Linked DNA regions of Homo sapiens: region 2 is linked to region 1. Evidence: chromatin loops called from intact Hi-C (ENCODE). Cell type or tissue: heart right ventricle. All regions are shown on one strand. Each heading gives the region's core, and the rest is flanking DNA. Links, peaks and the distances in the headings are about the cores only.

Region 1 (10,741 bases), core at 2,002-7,001:
ATAGCCTCTCTCTCCCGCTGAAGACTCTCCAGCGGGTAATCCTGTCCACTTCCACAGCTTCAGTTACCACCTATGTGCTGACAACTCTCAAATCTTCATCTCTAGCTCAGTTCTCTCTCCGGGACTCCCTGCTATATATCCCTTCACCTGCTGAGCACCTCCCTTCAGACGTCCCACTAGTGGGCCAAACTCAACAATCTAAATTGACCTCTTCATCACTCGTGTTCCCTGTCTCAGTGAGGTCCATCATCACCAGCCAATAAGTTCTCCAAGCCAGAAGTCCAGGCATTATCTATGACTCTTCTGTTTCTCAGCAACCATGTCACGTCATTATGTCACCGTCCCTCTTAAAACTCTTCTGTTATACCTCAGATGACTTACAAATATCTTTCCTTTTTTTTTTTTTTTTTTTTTTGTGAGACAGAGTCTCGCTCTGTCATCCAGGCTTAAATGCAGTGGTACGATCTCGGCTCACCACAACCTCTGCTTCCTGGGTTCAAGTGATACTCCGGCCTCAGCCTCCTGAGTAGCTGCAACTACAGGTGTATGCCATGACGCCCAGCTAATTTTTGTATTTTTAGTAGAGATGGGGTTTCACCATGTTGGCCAGGATGGTCTCGATCACCACTGCCTCAGCCTCTCAAAGTGCTGGGATTACAGGCGTGAGCCACCATGCCCAGTCAAAGCTCTCTTTTTTAGAGACATGGTCTTGCTCTGTTGCTCAGGCTGGAGTGCCATGGTGCAATCATAGCTCACTATAACCTCGAACTCCCGGGCTCAAGCAATCTTCCTGCCTTAGCCTCCGGAATAGCCAGGAATACAGGCATGCACCACCACGCCAGGCCAATTTTTAAATTTTTTTTGTAGAGACAGGATCTCACTATGTTGCCCAGGCTAGTCTTGAACTTCTGGCCTTAATCAATCCTCCTGCCTCAGCCTTCCAAAGGGCTAGGATTACAGGTATAAAGCCCTGCACCCAGCCTCTTTTTTTAAAGACATTTTCCTGTTTCTTTCTTCAACCTTGTTTCTTACCTGTGCTTCCCTGTGTTTCAAATAAAATTCCAGGAAAATACCAATCTTTCTCTCATCACTTTGTACATCAGGCTGTAAACACAGTGATGGCAGAGATTTTGAAATGGTTTTATCCTCATCATTAAGCCCAGTGTGTGACAAAATTCAATAAATACGCGTTGATCAAAAAAAGTACACACCATAAGAAATCATTATTCCTCAGTAACATTCACTGACTCCTTATTGCCTTCAGAATAAAGTCGAGTTTCCTCAGTATTACAATAAACGCCATTGACACAACCTACTTATTCTGCCTTGTCATCAAATGCATCCTTCATGCCCCCTATGTTGAATGCTTTGGCTGTGAGTATGAATAAAAGAGGAGTGACCCATCCTCACCTCTGCAGCCCCTTCCTTGAGCTCAGCCTGTGGAGTCATATCTGTGACTCAGTCTATTTAGCTGCATACTTGGGGAAGTCACTTCACCTCTCAGAGTCTCAGTCTCCTTATTTACAAATCAACATAGGGCAGCTATAAGGATGAAAAGAATGAAATACACATAAGGTCTAGAAAATCTTGAATGTCATAGGTACATGGAACACCTTCTATCACTTATGTACCCCTAGTGCCTAGAACAGCCCCAGCCATGGTATGTATTCAATACACATTTGTTGACTGATCATACTGAAAAAATAAAAGAATTTTCCCTGGCGCAAAAATCCAAATATGTGTGTTTCTTGTGGTCAAAATCAGAGAGGTTTTAAGGTCTGTTAAGAAGATGAAGTAGGGATTAGGATGAATTGGGCCTTCATCCAACAGAAACTTGGATTTCTACTCTACCAGCACAAAGTCATGTCAATGAAACTAGCCAGCTCCATCTAATGATCTATAGCTTAGCTGGGTGCAATAGCTCATGCTTGTAATCCCAACGCTTTGGGAGGCCAAGACAGGAGGGTTGCTTGAGGTCAGGAGTTTGAGACCAGCCTGGGAAACCTAGTGAGAGTCGTCTCTATCAAAAATTAAAAAATTAACTGGGCGTGGTGGTGTGTGCCTGTAGGCCTAGCTACTTAGGAGGCTGAGGTGGGAAGACTGCTCCAACCCAAGAGATTGAGGCTGCAGTGGGCTATGATCGCGCCACTGCAATCAGCCAAGATGACAGAGTGACACCTTGTCTCTAAAAAAAGAAAAAAGAAAAAAGAAAAAAAAAAGTATGTAGCTCCAGAAAAATTCTTTCAAAGCTGTTTTGGCACTAAAACTTGCCAAAATCCCACTTCTGCTTGCAACTTTAAAAAGATCTCTGCCTGAATTTATGTGATTATTTCTTAGTGTCTATACTAGGTTTACTAGTGTCCTTCCAAAACTCATGTCTACCTGGTATTTCAGAATGTGACCTTACTTGAAAATAGCGTCTCTGTACATAGTTAAGAGGAAGTCATACTGGATTAGGGTGGGCCCTCATCCAATGAACTGGTATCCTTATAAAAGAGACACAGAGACAGAGAAACACAAAGGCAGAATACCATGTGATGTATGGGTCAAGGTAGAGATCGAAATGATGTATCTACTAGCCACGGAATGCCAAGGACTGCTGGCAGCCACCAGGAACTAACGGAAAGGTAGAAACAGACTCTCCTTAGAGCACCCAGAAGGAACCAATACCACCAATGCCTTAATTTTGGATATCTAGCCTCTAGAACTGTGAGAGAGTAAATTTTTGTTGTTTTAATCTACTCACTTTGTGGTAATTTGTCATGGAGGTCCTAGGAAACCAATATATACCATAAAACCTAAAACATCAAACAAGGTTTTCTTGCTTATCTCAGGAAAAATAATTACAAAGCTAAATTCAGAGACAACTTTTCTGGAATAAGATTTTTCTCATTTTGGACCCTGATGGCCGAGTACCCCTGCTACTTCTTCCTCCGTGGTTCCAACCCCCAATTCTGATGAGCTGCCTGTGCCCCAATAGATGAGGTTCCGGGGAGGTGCTACCTCACTTTCCACATCAGTTGGAGGCAAGAGCTTCAGCCAACTTGGGTTTGGTGCTGTTTTGTTTTGCTCACTGAAAGCTGCTCCCTTCAGATGGCTTGCCATTGGTAAGTGGAGTACATTCTACATGGCCATTCTGGACAGGGCTGATTAGTAGACCTGGCACTGCTGTGATTCATGGCTTCATCACCCCTCAGGGTCACTCCCTATAATTAAAGTTTTCAAATATACTTCCAAACATTTCATAGAACAAAAGCGACATGGTGTGCTACATGTAACAGAAAAAAATGTATTAGGCTAATAGTGGAGAGACTTGGCTCTGTCCCTAGATCTGCCTAAAGGCAGATCTGCTTGCTATTTGACCTGGAGCAAATCACTTAGCCTCAGTTGCTTCATCTGTAAAAAGGGACTATTAATATCTAGGATAACTTGCCCTGCAGTTTATCATAGAGGGTTGCTGAAAGGATTGAATTAAAACACAAACACCAAAAACTTATAGATGAATGTCCATATCAGCATTATTCATGAGAGCCAAAAAATGGAAACAACCAAAATGTCCTGACGAATGGATAAACAAAATGTGATATATCCACACAATGGAATATTATTTAGCCATAGAAATAAAAAATACTGATATAGGTTATCTTGATGAACCTTCAAAATATTACGCTAAGTGAAAGAAGCCAATCATAAAAGACCACAGATCTAGAGTTTTGTTAAGAAGGTGGGAGGAGTGTTTGTATGCTGGACAGGCTTCCCAGGGGTGATTGTGGAAAGGAAGGGGAGTGATTCTAGAAATGATTTCATTTATGTGAAATATCTAGAAGAGGCAAATCTGCAGGGATGTGAAAAAGATTAGTGGTTACCTGGTGGCAGGCATGGGGGAGTGAGAATAGATCTAAGTGGGTTGAAATTTTACTCCCAGTGAGTGAACCTCATGCACGGGACAGAAGTCAAGAGACCAGGAATCCAGTTCCAGCTCTGCCATAAACTTGCTGTGAGATCATGTGTGGTCGCTGAGCTTTAATTCATAACTATCAAGTATTGGAGGATAATCTCTAGCCTACCTGTCTGTCTCACTGGGTTGTTTTAGGAGGTGAATGAGATAAGGGTTTGGAAGCAAATCCATGCACATGCATAAGGCATTAATAGGATTTGTTTTTATTGCCTGGGTACCCCTTGGGAGAAGAAAAGAATGGTGAAAATAAAGGAAGATATTAAACAATGTGTGGCTGGGGTGTTTTTGGTACTTCTTGCTGTGTAACTGACCTTCCTAATGACCCAAAACACAAGAAGAAAATGGAGGTTTCTAGACTCCTGGCCTGAGCTTCTATCTCCAAGTCTAGACTAAAGATAATGCCCACAAATGCCTGAGTCAATCTATTTTCTTTTAAACAGTTTTTTTTTTTCTTCTTCCTGGCTTCTTTTTAGGGCCCTACAGAATCACTCCCCTTCCTTTCCACAATCACCCCTGGGAAGCCTGCCCAGCATACAAACACTCCTCCCACCTTCTTGCAAAACTCTAGAACAGGAAAGCTCTGAAGGATTTCAGCCGAGGAGCCCAGCCCAGGCCAACCCAGCCATCGACTGGCTAGTGATAACATGAGCAGGAAAGGGGTGGTTGGCGGGAGTTTCTGGAAAAGATGACTGGCCAAATAATGACTAGTTCCCTTATCTCAGTGCCCTTTTCATCTTTATCCCTTCTCCCCCAAAAATTTATCCCCACCCTCAAGCCTCAGTGGGTCTCAGAACCCATAAAGTGGTAGACCAAAAGCTGTATTGGAGCTGGATTCAAAGTCTGACTCTGCTAACTCCTAGCTCTGTAGCCTTGGATATGTTAATAAGCCTTTTTAATTCTCACTTGTTCAATAGGGCTAAGTACTTTGTAGGACTGCTGTGAGGAATAGAGATCATTTTATATCATGCATTTAGCCACTCTTATTGCTCCTATTCCTGGAGTACACATGGAGCTGGTTGAGACCTTGAGATTGGCCAAAGAGGTACGAGCTGCTTTCCAAGACATGACGGATGCTTGGAAGGTAACTGTCACTGTTTTGGTCACAATTATATGCCGTACAGATGGTATACGGGGAATTAATGAGAACCAAAAGGACAACAGTGACTGTGGTAAGCACAGCTGCCATTTACTAAGCACCTATTATGTGCCTCTAGTCTACCCTGTGAGGTACATATTATTACCTCCATTTTTTTTTTTTGGATGAAGAAAAATAGGCTCAGAGACATCAATAGCAAACTCTGGGGTCACACAGCCAGAAAGTGGCATAGCCTAGATCTGAATCAGATCTCACAGTCTCCAAAGCCAATTCTTTTCACCTGTGCAGAGGAAGAACTCCCACAAGAGCCCTATGAGGTGAATGGTACTAGGGAAGGAAAGTTAAAATATGAGGATGGGGGTCCAGGCCTAGCTCTACCGCCTACTGGCTGAGTGAATCTGGGCATACCATTTCATCTTCCCAAGCCTCACTGTCTCTATTTACAAAAAGAAGAGGTTGGATTAGATCGGGGGTACACATCAAAGTTATCTCTGGGAAATGTAAATGCAGAGGGCTGGTCCCACCTCAGACCTCATTAGTCATATTTACAGAGATTCAGATTAGGATCCACTGGTTTGGTTTTAACAACCTCTGGTTCTTAATTCTGGGGCAGAGACAGAAGGGTTAGGGTCTACTGAAGAAAAGGCAAAGCAGGCTTTGAGTGACAAATGAAAGAGCAAATATTTCCAAAAACCTTCCTTTGGATCATCAAAATTGCAAATTGATAAGCATCCACGTTCTCTCTGGCCCTTCACATAATCTATGGCTCCAAAGGAACAAGGTATAACAAAAATAACCCTGATGTGGACTTCCCAGACACAGGTTCTGAAACTATTTTATTTAATTTTTTTCCCCTCAATGAGAAACATGTATTTAAAAGTTTTCTTAAGAAGCTTCTTAGAGTTGAATTATAATTTTTTTTAAATTTTTTAATTTTCTGTTTTTTTTTTGAGACAAGATCGCGCACTGTTGTCCAGGTTGTAGTGCAGTGGCACAATTATGGCTCATTGCAGCCTCGACCTCCTGGGCTCAGGTGATTCTCCCACTTTGGCCTCCCAAAGTGCTGGAACTATAGGCATGCACCACCATGCCTGGCCTGAATATATAAACTTTAAATAGCACATACAATATATGAATCAGTTATAATTCCATATATAGGGTACCCTTTTTGATTTTCATAAGTTTATAATGTTTTCATTGGCATTTTTTCTTTTTAAACTTTTAGGTTCAGGGGTACACGTGCATGTTTGTTATGTAGGTAAACTTGTGTCATGGGGGTTTGATGTACAGATTATTTCATCACCCAGGTACTAAATCTAGTACCCAATAGTTATTTTTTTTGCTCCTCTCCCTCCTCCTACCCTCTACCCTCTGGTAGGCCCCTGTGCCTGTTGTTCCCTGATTTGTGTCCATGTGTTCTCATCATTTAGCTCCCACTTATAAGTGAGAACATGTGGTATTTGGTCTGGAACTATCTTATTACAGGGCCTTGAGCAAAACTTTTAATATCTTTATCCCTCATTTCCCACACTGTCAAATGCCAAAGAGAACACCTACTCAACAGGGTTCTTTTGAGGATTTGATATGAAATATAGGTAAACAGTAATTATTAAATACTCAATAAATGGCTGTTGGCCTGACACTTGTCCCATTTTTTATTACTAGAAGTGGAATGGTGGTAAAATTCTAAAAGTTCTAGTGCAGAGAGGATGACGAAAGAATTTTGACAACAGTATTTGATAGGATTCTAAGGAGTGTGTGGTCCCTGTAGAAAGCTCACTGAAAAACAAGGAACATATGAAGAATCCTAAAAACAAAAGCATGCTGACAGGTGCTGAGGGCAAGACTGGATCCAAAGCTCCAGGTCACTTTTCATCATAAGCCTGAAATTATTTAAGAAGGATTAAGTCTCAAAGGCCTTTGGCATATATCATAATTTATGCCAGAGGAAATTCATAAATTCAAGGCCAAACATAAAATGGCTCAACTTTACACAGTAACTCACATAATATAGCAATTGGAAGGGTCCCCAGAGTCCAGTCTCTAATTTATCACCACCACCCTCCTCCTACCTCTCAAATCTCTCATCTACAGTTTGAGAAACTGTGGCCCAGAGAAATAAGACTTGTCCAAGGCCACACAGAAGGTCAGAAATGAACCCTGGAATAAGAATTCAGAACTTACTCCAAGAGCCCTTACCCTGCACTAAAAGATGTATCGCTATGAATGAAGATGTACTCTCTGTAATGTGGGCCTGGGGGCAGGAGCAATCAAGCTATGAGATCTGGTCAGGACACTAACTGGACCAGATCTGTTATTTGTTTTGAGTTTATAGTATCACTCATTATTTGCATGGTAAGTAAACATTTGTGGATCAAAGTACTAAACACTAGTATAAATAGATTCTCGAGTTCAGAAATATAAGTTTCCTAATGTTTATAAGAACTATAAAGCGGAGGAAGAAAAAAGAAAAGACAGACAGGCAGTAACATGAGATCCCATGAGATCTTTCTGGACCTATGATTCCCCATCCCCCTTCCAAGGGAAGACTCTGAGAAAGAACACCATCTCCGCTAGGGAGAGCCAAGTCAGAACATCCTGACCTTGATGCATACGATCTCACAGTATACATTAGCAGAAATTGATTCTGTGAAAGGCAAAGAGGAAAGAGAGCGAGTGACTGTAGCTTAGTGACACAGCACAGTTCCTGGTCACACGTCCTTTTACAACCTTCTTTGGCTCGAGGCATCTCATTTCAGAGATGGAAATGCCTTGTCTCCCTAGTTAGAATTAATCATGCCTTCTAAATCTTTTTTTTTTTTTTGAATGGAGTCTTGCTCTTGTCTCCCAGGCTGGAGTGCAATGGTGCGATCTTGGCTCACTGAAACCTCCGCCTTCTGGGTTCAAGTGATTCTCCTGCCTCAGCCTCCCGAGTAGCTGGGATTACAGGCACCCACTGCCACACCTAGCTAATTTTTGTATTTTTAGTAGTGTCAGGGTTTCACCATGTTGGCCAGGCTGGTCTCAAACTTCTGACCTCAGGTGATCTGCCCGCCTTGGCCTCCCAAAGTGCTGGGATTACAGGCATGAGTCACCGCGCCCAGTCTATGCCTTCTAAATCTTTTGTAGTACATAATTTTGCCATTTATTCTAATTGGGAATTCATAAATCTGTCATGTGAAGTGAAACTATAAGCTGTTAGAATCCAGGATCCAGACCATATCTTTTTCTCTAATCGTGTTTAGCACAATGTTCTATGCCTAGAAAACATTCCAATTAGAACAAGGAGGTCCCAGCCCTTTGGGAGGCAAAGGCAGGAGGATCACTTGAGCTCAGGTGTTCAAGACCAGCCTGGGCAACACTGGAAGACGCTGTCTGTCTGTCTCTATATATGTATGTATGTATATATATATGTGTGTGTGTATATGTATGTCTGAGATATATATATATCTCACGCATACATATAAATTAGCTGGGCATTGTGGCAGATGCCTGCAGTCCCAGACTGGGGGGCTGGGGAGCTGAGGTGGGAGGATCACTTGAGCCCAGGAGGTCGAGGTTGCAGTAAGCTGTGACCACACCACTGCACTCCGGCCTGGGCGACAGAGTGAGACCCTGTCTCAACAAAACCAAAACAAAAACCAGAACCAGAACCAGAACAAGGCGATCTTCAATAAACACACTAGAGCAGCAAGTTCTGTTGGAATCTTTCCTCCCTGGGTTAGAAGAATGACCAAATGAGATCCAAATGTAAACAGTTATTTAGGGTACAAGAAATTGTTATCACTTAGTGAGGTTTTCTGGGTTGTGTGTATTTCTGTTTGGGGATAGCAAGTCTATCTTTAGCCATGCACTGTGCTGTTGATTTGCAAGAGGTCAGGTTACAAGCTTTGTTTATACCTATCGTACCCCTTAGCTGCGGCAGACCCTTCTCCTGTTCCTTCGTGTGGGGCTTGGGTTGGTTAGTTGGTCCCATCAAGGATTCATTCATATTTGAAATGAAGCACTCTTGTGATTTACTTAGGGTCTGGAGCAGGTACGAGAGGCACTACTGAGCTGCAGGCCAGCCCCAAAGGGTGGCCTATGCTTTATGAGCTTACATGCAGTCAGAAAGAACAAATTTATACTCGGAGGAGCACTTCAGCCCTCCCCCGAGGAACTTTGGGAACCCATTAGTTTTCCCACAGGAATCAATCCATCAAGTGGGTATATTAAGTTCACATTAATGATGCATTTGACCCTTGTAACCTTTCCACAGAAATATCCAAAATACATCACTGTATTTTGAAGCTAACCAACTTTATAAGAGATAAGCTTTTCCCTCCTTTCACAGTGACTCTGAGACAACTGGCAATTGGTGTAAAACAGAAGCGTCAGACTTATCAGTTGTGGATGCTTATCAAGAATCGTGATCAGCGGCAATAATCACAAGATTGCACCTTAAACTGGTATAGTGTGGATGGCTAGGCTAGGATTCAAAGAGCTCCAGTTTTGCCTAGGGAATTATGAGATCTACATAATTCTCTGAAGGGGAACTTCGGCTTCAGGAGAAGCAGTGTGCTACTGGGAAAGGAACATGCACGTTGGAGTCCGAATCTCAGCTTACTAGTTGTGAAACCTAGGGATGGTACCTGAATCCAAGAGTTCTAATTTGTAAAATTTATAAAACAGCTACCTGAAGAATTGTTCTGGGGAATAAGAAATGACATAGTCCCTGCACATGGGTGCTCCACAAATGGTAGCTGGCCCTCAGCACTGCACTGTGGGAGGTAACCTGGTGAGGGAAAAGATCTTGAACTCTGTGTTCCCAGACCTTCAGGGTTTGACCAGAGGCAGGATCTGTCGCAGAGGGTACAAAAATGGGGTCAGCTGCCCTTCATGTGCTGAGTAGAGGACTTCAGCTACAGAGCCTCGCAGGACCCAGCTTGTAGCTGGCAGCTCTTTCTCAGCCCCTGCCTCCAGTCCCGGGGGTCCCAATAATCTCCTGGTTTCACATCTGTAGTTTCCCTACTCATCTCCCAGACTTGTGTCTTGTTGCCTTGCCATCTCTAGGTTTTTAAAATTGCAGTCCAAAAGGGAGAGTTGTCTTTTTAACACCACTGGGAAGGCCAAAATACTATCTGTACTGAGTGGGCCTGCATACTGAGTACATTATTTGAGCAGGCCTGCCAAAGCATATTATTACACCAGAACAGGGGTCAGCAAACTACAGCCCATACATTACATCTGGTCTGTTTCTGTGGTTTCACTAGAACACAGCTGTATCAACTTATTTACATAATTGTTTATGGCTGCATATATACTACAACAGCAAAGCTGAGTAGTTGCTACAAAGTACAGATGACAAAGCCTAAAGTATTTACTATCTGGCCCTTTACAGAGAAAGTTTGCTGACCCTTAGACTAAAAGTTCTCACTCTGGTTTGCATAAACATGTCCTCCTTCAAAATATTAGCATCTAATTTAAGTTCATCACCAAGGATACAGATTTAAGCTAAAACTGAAACCATCGAATCCCAAATTTATGCTTTGAAATAACCAAGAGAAGAAATGACAAGATAAGCTAGTTTGAAGAGCCCATTAGTATTATTATAAGAAACCATATTCCTTTTTATTAGAGCACACCTTAGGCACAAACAATGTGCTAGTTGTTGGTCAGCATACAGAATTTAAAGATTCAAGAGTCTG
Region 2 (10,741 bases), core at 2,531-7,530, 110 kb after region 1:
GCGACAGAGCAAGACTCCATCTCAAAAAAAAAAAAAAAAAAAAAAAAGATGAGTACTAAAATAGAATATGCACAAAGTGAGGATGGGGGGTTAATTTACCCTGCTACCAAAGAGCAGGGGTTAAGGATTATCAAAAACCTTCTATATTCACTATATTTTCTCCAAGCCCTATCCCCAATTACATTCTATTCCCCATCCAGACTATGATGGCGAATAGAATGTAATTGGGGATAGGGCTTGGAGAAAATATAGTGGAGAAGCAACTCAAATGGTTGCTTCTCAAATGATCCTCCAGAACAACATATTCATTAGAATCTCCCCATCTTTATTCACAAAGTTACATGAGAAATTTTAAAAACCCACTAACCATCCAAGGAGTATTTAAGCTTCCATTATGTGCAAGGTATTCTTAAGGATGCAAAAAAATACAAGACAGGTCCCTGAACCCAATGAATTTACCATCTAGCAAGGGAGATAAGTCATATACAAAATTATGATACTAAGGTATATTCCTGAGCCATACAGTATCTCAGGGGTAAAGGGGAACATAGCTCAAATATCTGGAGGAGCTCCAAATTGAAAACTTCTGTTTTCTTTTCCCCCATCAACTTGGACCAAGAGTCACAAATACATTCTTCCTCCATCTAGCAATATCCTTTAACCTACTTTGTGCCAGACAACATTCTGGTCATGAGAAAAAAGCAATGAACAAAACAGACAAAAATCCTGCCTTCGAAGGGCATATGGTCTGGAAGTGTAAAGGGTCAGGTAGGTACATATATGAGTGACTGGTGTGTGCATGTATGTGTGCGTGCGTGCATGTGATACAGCAGACTAGAAAGCATATGCTTTGGCTTAAATGGAAAGCTACCACCCAGTTCCAGCTAATTGCTGCTAGGCAGAAATTTGGGCCCAGTGTTCCCAGATCTGGAAGCTGGACATTTTACGGATTTTATGTAAGAGATCTCAGCTTTTAACAATCTACGACTAATTAAAAGTGTTTAAAACACTGCAGGCCAAGCAAAACACTTTATAGATGGAATTCAGGCTAAAGATACCAGTCTATAATCTGTCTTAGAACATGTATCATGATTTTTGGCTTAGAGATGCAGTCACTTCATATAGTGTTATAAACCAAGTGCTACTGGGCTGCAGGCAGAAGATCCAGCCTCTCAGCCAGTATTAAGGAGGTGAGAGCATTTAGCCTGAGCTCCTTCAGAAAACATCTCAGAATATGTCAGTGCTTAATTTTCTTTTTCTTTTTTTTTTTTTTTTTTTTTGAGACGGAGTCTTGCTCTTCCCCCCAGGCAGTGGCGCTATCTCTGCTCACTGCAAGCTCCGCCTCCCGGATTCACGCCATTCTCCTGCCTCAGCCTCCCGAGTAGCTGGGACTACCGGCACCCGCCACTGCGCCCGGCTAATTTTTTGTATTTTTAGTAGAGACGGGGTTTCACCGTGTTAGCCAAGATGGTCTCAATCTCCTGACCTCGTGATCCGCCCGCCTCGGCCTCCCAAAGTGCTGGGATTACAGGCGTGAGCCACTGCGCCCGGCTGTCAGTGCTTAATTTTCTATTCTTTGTTCACTTCTCACAGCACTTACTGGCCACATCCATGAGTTGCCACATGCTGAGGTATTTCTTTGCTAAGAATGGCAAGACCATTTTGTTCAACCAGGAAGTCCATGAACAGCAACTCAACCAATGCATCTGCCTTGATGGTTTGATTATTCAACAGATTAATACTGTTCATGAATATGATTAATTCTGATCTACTCTATAATAGGCTTGCTATTTAGAAATATAGTAAACTTCTGTCACCTGAAATTCTCAAGTGAGGGACTTTATGTAAATTATCCTGGACAAAAAAATTTCCTATAGTTAAATCACGTTTGTGCAGAAGTCACTGAAATACAGTACTGATGGCTGAAAAGCAAGCTACAAATTAAATATATAAATTACTACACAAATAGTCACAATACAAACAAATGTTTTAATAAAAATAGAAACAAAGCATACTACACGAAGGAAGAATTTCACTAAATACTAGTGCATACCAAATGAGAAAAGGAACAATTAACCCTAATAAAAGCTGGTCTTTCACTACATATGTTTGTAACAGAACTACACAGCATGTTAACAAACTGAAAAAAAAAAGACAAGACAGCAAAAATAAACTCTATAGGTTTAAATCTTCAACTTCAGACCCCAGAAAAGCATCTTTAAAGTCAGATAAGTCCAGGCATGGCGGCTCATGCCTATAACCCCAGCACTTTGGGAGGCTGAGGTGGGAGAATTGCTTGAGGCTAGGAGTTTGAGACCAGCCTGGGAAACACAGCGAGACCCCATCGCTACAAACAAATTTTTTAAAAATTAAAAAATTTTTTAATTTGTTTAAAATTAATAAATTTACTTATTAAATAAATTTATATTTACGGGCATGGTGGCATGTGCCTGTAGTCCCAGCTACTCAGGAGGCTGAGGTGGGAGGATCACTTGAGCCCAGGAGGTCAAGGCTGCAGTGAGCAATGATTGTACCACTGCACTCCAGCCTGGGTGACAGAGTGACAGAGACCCTGTCTCAAAAAAAAAAAAAAAAAAAGTCAGATAAGTAATTCTCAATGCCAGGAAAATTTATCATCCCTGCTGGTCTCCAGTTCATTGTATTAATCAATGGCAATCATTGCATTAGAAACTTGGTCACCCTGTCTTCAAAATATGGTGCTGTTGCCTTTTAACTGGGTTAGTTTACAGTGTATATAAACTTAATGATCAATCAGTGCCTCTACTGTATTTGAGCCATGACTTACTGTAGCAAAGTTAAAATCTAAAATGTAATGGAATAGCTCAAATATACCTCTGATCAGCTGTGTGGCCTATGGTTTCTTTTGGTTACCAAAATCTGGGATGTGAAACTTGCATCCCTTATACAGTGTTTTGTGTTCCCATTCTTTCTCATTAGAAGAGTCGCCTAAGGGCAGATTATCTTGCTATTAGTTTTGCTTTGGCCCAGAGTCTTTCATCTGCAAAACAGGTGTGTTGGTCACAAGGTAGTATCTGAATAAAAATTTTCAGGGGGAGAAATATATCTTACATACCAACAAGTTTAAAAAATCCAAAGGCATTTATAAGGATGGTCATTTCAGCACATTTTTTAAGTAAATAAAATACTGTAACTGCTTATCAACTGGTCAGGTTGGTTAAATTACAGTAGTATACTCGGACACTACTATAAAGATAATGAGAAAAGCTGAGCTTCATGAGCGCCCCCAGAACGTTATTCACCTAAAGGTTATCACCAGATGATGGCATCTGGCGTGGGGTTTTTTGTTTGTTTGTTTTAGCATTTCTTGATTTATAACGAACATGTACCATTTTAACAAAAGCAATAATCTTTCCTTTAAAAAAGAAAATACTGGCCGGGCGCGGTGGCTCACGCCTGTAATCCCAGCACTTTGGGAGGCCGAGGCGGGCGGATCACGAGGTCAGGAGATCGAGACCATCCCGGCTAAAACGGTGAAACCCCGTCTCTACTAAAAATACAAAAAATTAGCCGGGCGTAGTGGCGGGCGCCTGTAGTCCCAGCTACTTGGGAGGCTGAGGCAGGAGAATGGCGTGAACCCGGGAGGCGGAGCTTGCAGTGAGCTGAGATCCCGCCACTGCACTCCAGCCTGGGCGACAGAGCGAGACTCCGTCTCAAAAAAAAAAAAAAAAAAGAAAAGAAAATACAATTGACCTATATATGCAAATACGGAACTACACTCATGGTTTATTTTATCTCACAGGATTTTGGTGCACATTAATCATATGGTAGTATTCAAATATTACCTGATTTATGCTAAGTGAAAAATAACAAGGTATAAAACAGGGCAAACAGGGCAAGGGTCTGTGATGGGCAAGATGTTTTTTATTGACTACTATTGTGCCCAGGTTCTAGAAAACAGTCTGGAGCAAAGCTTACCTGTTTATCATGTGTTGCAATCTCAGAGCAGAGAGTGGGGAAAGACTGGTAGGAAAGAATAGGAGGGAAAGGAAACCAAGGCTATATGCATCAACAAACCCGCTACGGCTTAGCATGAAAACACAGACAACTGCTCATTTAGAAGGTTACAGGATGGGTTGTATGGAACTACTAATATTGTATGTGTGTGTGCGTGTGTGTGTGTATGTGTGTGTGTGTGTGTGTGTAAGGGGTAAATGGAGGAGAAAGGCAGGCAGACACGAAGCAATTTGTCTGCTGGCTCCTTCCCTTCTCCAGCTTCCAACTGCTCTGGTCAGTGATGTCAACTGCCCTCACTCCCTACTTCCAGGCTGTGTTTACCCAGCCACTCTGGACAGTCACTGGGGAAGAACACACCCCACGTTTGAACTTGAAAGTGGTAGGAGAGGCCAGGGTCTGGCCAAATGGGGCTTAGGCACATGAGTTGCTGTAGTTCTCTCCACAATGGACTTAACAGAGACCAAACCAGAGCCCCACCCTCACAGAGGGAAGATGAGACAGCCAGCACTGTTAGAAAACGTGGCAAAAGCAGCAACATCTGAAGACTCACCACTGAGCAAGCAGACTGCCTGAGGTGCAGACAGAACCAAGGGCATCTCGATAGACACACTGAGTCTCACACAACGCATACCCTTGTATACAGAATAGAACTTTAACTATCATGTATTTAAAAAACATACATTAGGAAAAACCTATACTTAGTCTATACTCAGTAGTCTAATGAAAAGGGCAGGGACTTGCAGCCAGACAGTTCTGAGATTGAAAATCCTATCCATCTGCTCCTTGTTGTGAAACGCCAAGTAGGTTGCTGATCTGTATAATCAGGATATTACATGGTTATAGTGAAGATTAAATGAGCTAAGGTGGCTAAAAGAGATGTTAGGCTCTGGCAGACATAGTGCTGCCTCTTACATAAGAGGGGCTGATTCTTTTCCTTCCCTCATTCAATCCCTCTTCCGTGTTCCTCCAGGACAACCTCACGTTATACTGCTAACATCACTCTGCCCAACATTGTTTATATTTATGATCACTCACTACACTGGCAGCTCCATGAGGATGGGATTATTTCTTTGGTGTCCACCTTTGCTGTCTAGTACAGTTCATGCTTATAGCTGGGGCTAAGCACACATTTGCTGAATGAACCAAGAACGTCAAACACCAATTCTCAGGGGAGACAGCTTTTCATAAGACCATTAGTAAAGTCACTTGAAGGACCCATGAGACTTCTAAACATAGTCTGACAGCTGTACCGGCCAGAAAGGTAGAAAAAAAATAAATAAAAGGTTTTGAAGCTAGACACATTTACATTCCAATCCCAGTTCCATCTCTTATTACAAGGGTAATATTTGGGCAAGTGACATAGACCCTCTAAAACCTTCATTCCCATAAACATAAAATCAAAATCATACTATATTTTGTAGGGCTAGTTTAAGAAATGAGATTAAATAATATAAACTATTACTCGTATGGTGTTAATCCATGTCACAAGGCACTCTTATCCTGACCAAGGTAGGGGGAGCAGAAGAGAGATTACTGCTATGAGTAAAAGGTATCTGCTTTTTTTCCTTTTCTTTTAATTCTATGCATTTTTACTGAATGTCTGCTGTGTGCCAGGCTTTGTACAAAATACCATCCTCTATAAGTTTACAAAGTGCTTTCACCTTAGCCTCTCTCTGAGCTCTCACCCTCCTGACTCTGCTTTAAGCCTGCCAAGGATACCCACTAGAAATGCTGAGAGATGAAGAGTTTCCATGACCTCTGGAACAGATGTGAATCGTAGCTCCAACGACAAAGGCAGTAAATAGGAAAGACATCCAAGTCTTGTTGATGACATAGTAAAGAGTAAGTGTGCCAAATACATTTGACCAGCCCCTAGAGGTTCCACATCTAAGGTTGGTATTATTCCCTAGGCCCACTCTACTTCTCTAAAAAAACTTATCTTTCAGGAAAAACCCTTTAAAAGAATTTAAGAATTCCTGATTTATCAGCTACTTGCAGAAAAACTGCTGAGCAAGGAAAGGGACAAAAAGCCAGTTAAAATAGAGAGGCATGGTATGTATAACCTGAATAAACCCCAGCAATCTAAGTGGCTGTCCTGGGTAGAAAGTCCAACAATCAAAAGTGAAAAAACAGTAATTCCAGTCTTTACATGCTTTCCTCAATGGATACGAGAAGAAATCAAAATCGTAACACACTTTTTATCTCTTAATCAATTCTCTCATATAATATAGTTGCTCAAGGGTCTCTCATTCACCAACCTACCCCACTCCCAACCTTCAAAACCAGTTTCAAATTTGCATTCTCCCCTTTCCCCTTTATCTTAAAAATTCTTTATTAAGAAGATTCAGCGTGTCTTCCCTATTTTTACATTTTCGCTCCATTCAGCCTATTAGAAAGAAGTAGAGTCCTGGAAGAAGACCCAGTAAGAAAGAATCCTTCCACCCTAGAAAGACTTACCACTGGGCAAGCAGACTACCTGAGGGACAGATATTACCAAGGGAATCTTGGTAGATACACTGAGTCGGTGAGAAACTAAAGGGAAGACTGTGAATACTAATATGAATAACTTGTATTTCTCTTTTGACAAATAATTGTACATGTTTATGGAGCAAACAACTCTTCTCTGTTCTATACATTATATATAGAGTCATATCTAAAGCTACTAGGTGATTATAATGACTTTTTTTTTTTTTTTTTTGAGATGGAGTTTCACTTTTGTTGCCCAGGCTGGAGTGCAATGGCGGAATCTCAGCTCACTGCAACCTCCGCCTCAGGGTTAAAGCGATTCTCCTGCCTCAGCCTCTGGAGTAGCTGGGATTACAGGCATGCATCACCACACCCGGCTAATTTTGTATTTTAGTAGAGATGGGAGTTTCTCCTTGCTGGTCAGGCTGGTCTTGGACTACTGACCTCAGGTGATCTGCCCACCTTGGCCTCCCAAAGTGCTGGGATTACAGGCGTGAGCCACCACGCCTGGCCATATAATGACTTTTTAAATCAAATAAGGGACAAGCCACAAAACAAAAAAGGTCAAAGTTTCTAAACGTAGAGATAAAAATAACACATTGAATGGGCCCGGGACAAGGAAAACTTCCGCAAATGTAAACAAATACTTAAGTAATACATGTAAATTGCTTAGAATAGAACCTGGCATGATACTGGATTAATGTAGTCATTGTTATTATTGACCCAACTTTCTTGGTTCCCAGCTCCTTTGTTGTTAGATGATCACACAAACCCCTCAAACAGAAATCACCTCTTTGTGTAGCTGTTCAGTTTGGGGACAGAATCTGACTTAATAGCTCCTCTAAAACAAGGTTCTTTTTATCCTTCTTTGCTGCTCCAGGCTAGCACAGTACCCGACACACAGTTGGAATCAACAAATGCTTGTTAAAGGAATTAGTTCTGCTAAGTGAAGATGGTTTACCCTGGAAACCTGAGACTTTACATTGAAAAGCATTCTAATCCCAGGTTGCCTTCTATGGGACCCATTTTTGGCAAGGATTTGACAAATCAGAGGGTCTGACCAAACCAATATTATATTATAACACATGATAAGCAGGCCAACTTTAGACACACATTCTAACAGCTTGACTGAAAAAGTCCAAGTTGATCCCAGTTTAGTTTTGTAATCCGAAAACACACTTCCTCAGTATTTTCCATACAGTTGACTACTGTGTGTGTCTCTCAAATCTCATGACCTGCCATCAACCCTCGAAGAAAAACAAAATTATTAAGACCAAGGTCTACAATACAAATAATCCGGTATTTGTCACAGGTTTCACTTTTGTCGAGCCATTTCTGAACTCATTATAAAACTATGTCTATGTAGGACCTTATTGTCCATGTCAACAAACCCCTACAACAAAGGAAAGACTTGGGGGTTACCCGGGGGGGAACCTGAAGTCCCGGGGTCTAGTCCTAGTGCCAATTCTGCTACTGACTAGATAAGTTAGTGAAGTTGTTACACCTTACTCATCATCCATTTCTTAATGTATAAAATAATGATTCAAATATTTGCAGAATGTCTATTATATGCTGGTCATTACGCTGAATGCTAAAAATACAAAGATGAATACTATCCCTATCTTTAAGGGTTTGATATTTTATTGGAGTTGGACAGAAATTATATACATTAAATTAAAATACAATTTAGTAAGTAATATAATGGCACACAGTTTTACAGAAATGTAAAAGACAGACCCATTATTCTAATGGGTGGATAGACACACCAGGAAACTAAGAACTAAGAAAGAACATTTTATGGGTTTATTCTATGCATAAAACAAGGTGGATGGGTAAGGAGGGGAATAAATGCCAGAATGCAGTTGCTAAATTGGATCTTCAAATCAAGAACAGCATCAAGTCTATTGAAATATTATTTTAATTGTAGCATGTAACGAAAATTCTATTTCACACACAGGTACATTGGTAAAGGGAAGACCACAAACTGCACACTTTGCAATCTTTGTATATTTCGTTTATTTATTTTGTATTTTCTTTAGAGGCAGGGTCTTGCTCTGTCACCCACACTAGAGTGCAATTGCACAATCATAGCTCACTGCAGCCTAGAACTCCTGGGCTCAAGCAATCCTCCCGCCTCAGCCTCCCAAGTAGCTGGGACTACAGATGCATGCCACTATGCCCTGCTAATATTTGGGTATTTGAATTAAACTACTACTACTACAAAATAGTCTCAGTCTATCTTGTGAGATTTTTTAAAATCAAAGGCCACAACTATTCACTTTCATTTTGAAATGGGGTTTTTTTGTTTGTATTTTTTTTAGTCTGGGCACAGCTTAATTAAAGTACTTTTTGATCCATACACAGTTTGAAAAATCTAAGGCTCTTCCTGATATAAAATGTCTTTTCAGTGGCAAAGACATGGTGGAAATATTTGTTGGAAAATGTTTAACATTAAAAAGGCATTTATTGGTACAGCAAATATATGGTAAAATTAGAGACAGATACATCAACTGATCAGCAATCTAGAGGTATAGTTCCCAATATGCCCACTGATATAGAAGTAAATGGATACATCTTGAGATTTACCCATTACAACTGAGTTTTAGATCCCATTCTAGAATCAGGTAGTAATCTGAGCTGAACTAGAGAGGCAGAGAAAAGGCCCGAACACCTCAAAATTTATAAAGCTTACATAGTCAGTGATATAGCCTTCCATTTTCCCTCTTTGACTCACTGACTAATAAGTTACAGAGTGCTCTTCAGATTTTCCTTGGGGACCACGTTGTCCTAGCTCCTCACAGAGGAAACTATATTCCATTTCATTCAGAAGCTTCATACACAGACTCTCCATTGGCTTCTGGTGCCTGCCAGATGTGCTCAGACCATCCTACTCCTTATACCACCCTTCTGCCAAATCACCTGCAGTACTTTGGATACAGCAGCTCTGTGCATTCCAGATTTAACTGTTTCCCATAGTCTAACAGAGGGAAGTTTATTTAAACTTGCATGTGCAAAAGATCAGAACGTAAGTATAATTAGAGGGGAAATATGGGGGAAATGTTAATCATATGTATACGAACAGGACCAGATAGGCAGGGAGACTGTTTCTTCCTTAGAACTTCCTGGACTACAAATAGTTTATTTTTGCCTTAGATTGTAGTCAGCTCTCTTTGAGAGCTAAGTACCTACATCCCAGATGTGAACTCAAGGAGCAAAATGAAGATTCCCTAAGCAAAGTCTGCCTGTTTTGGCATTAATAAGAAGAGCCCATTAATGATGAATAACAATACTTCTAATAAAGAGCTAACACTGAGACAGTACTTGCTGTGTACCAGATACTATTCTAAGCACTTTATGTATTAACTCACTCAATCTTCACAACAAGCCCTATGAGATAGGTTCCATCATTAGCCTCACTTTAAGGATGAAAAAATTGAGACACAGAATACTTGCCTAGTTAGTAAGTAATGGGATTCAAATACAGACCAGCCAGCTCTTGCTACAGCTTTTTCATCTTTTAAGTAAAAGGTTGTGTTCAGTATATGTGAAACTTGGAAATGTGTTTTCACACATTCTGTTCTGATTAAAAGTTGGGGAATACATCCTTTGTTTACTGTAGGATAAGGCAAGAATAACCATAAAAGTCTGGACAACCTAGGTTTCAAGTTCTAATCTAGGCTCATGATGAGGGAGAGTTGGAGGGGGGCACCGAGACTGTGACTAGGGAAGTGTCTTAATCAGCCTGGGCTGCTATAACAAATTACCATAGACTAGGTGACTTAAACAACAGACTGACAGTTGGGATATTTGTCCCCGCCCAAATCTCATGCTGAATTGTAATCCTTAGTACGGGAGGTGGGGCTTGGTGGAAGGTGTTTAGATCATGGGAGTGGATCCCTCATGGCTTGGTGCTGTGAGTCTTGTAAGAGCTGTTCATTTAAAAGTGTATGGCACCTCCTGCCACCCCGACTCTCTCAAGCTTGCCCCTGCTTTCGCTGTGTGATGTGCCTCTTCCCCTTTCATCTCCTGCCATGACTGAAAGCTCCCTGAGGCTTCACCAGAAGCTGAGCAGATGCCAGCAACATGCTTCTGGTAAAGCCTGCAGAACTGTAAACCAATTAAATCTATTTTCATTTTAAATTATCCAGTCTCAGGTATTTATTTCTAGCACTGCAAGAACAGCCTAATACACAGACATTTCTCACAGTTCTGGAGGCTGGGAAGTCCAGGATGAAGGAACTAGTAGGTCCAGTGTCTGGTGACGGCCCTTTTCCAGCTT

Evidence for each region. Hi-C counts contacts between places; a loop is a spot of excess contacts. Peaks named below come from ENCODE experiments on the same cell type or tissue, not always from the same donor. Only the 100,000 strongest peaks of a DNase experiment are listed, where the experiment ranks them.
Region 2: it touches region 1 in a loop (1.9-fold over the local background); 1 of 110 quality-filtered maps calls a loop at or near these places.

The regions. Positions count from the first base shown.
Region 1 is chr11:78,252,612-78,263,352 of GRCh38, forward strand. All of the region lies in intron 2 of GAB2 (GRB2 associated binding protein 2), which reads right to left. Among named protein-coding and RNA genes, the nearest start is that of USP35, 69 kb to the left of the region's middle. In heart right ventricle, for the core only: no CTCF peak of the experiment used is centred there; a DNase peak (open chromatin) is centred at 4,550; H3K27ac peaks cover 3,854 bases.
Region 2 is chr11:78,366,563-78,377,303 of GRCh38, forward strand. All of the region lies in intron 1 of GAB2 (GRB2 associated binding protein 2), which reads right to left. Among named protein-coding and RNA genes, the nearest start is that of GAB2, 46 kb to the right of the region's middle. RefSeq lists an enhancer at 3,616-4,566. In heart right ventricle, for the core only: no CTCF peak of the experiment used is centred there; a DNase peak (open chromatin) is centred at 4,432; H3K27ac peaks cover 2,645 bases.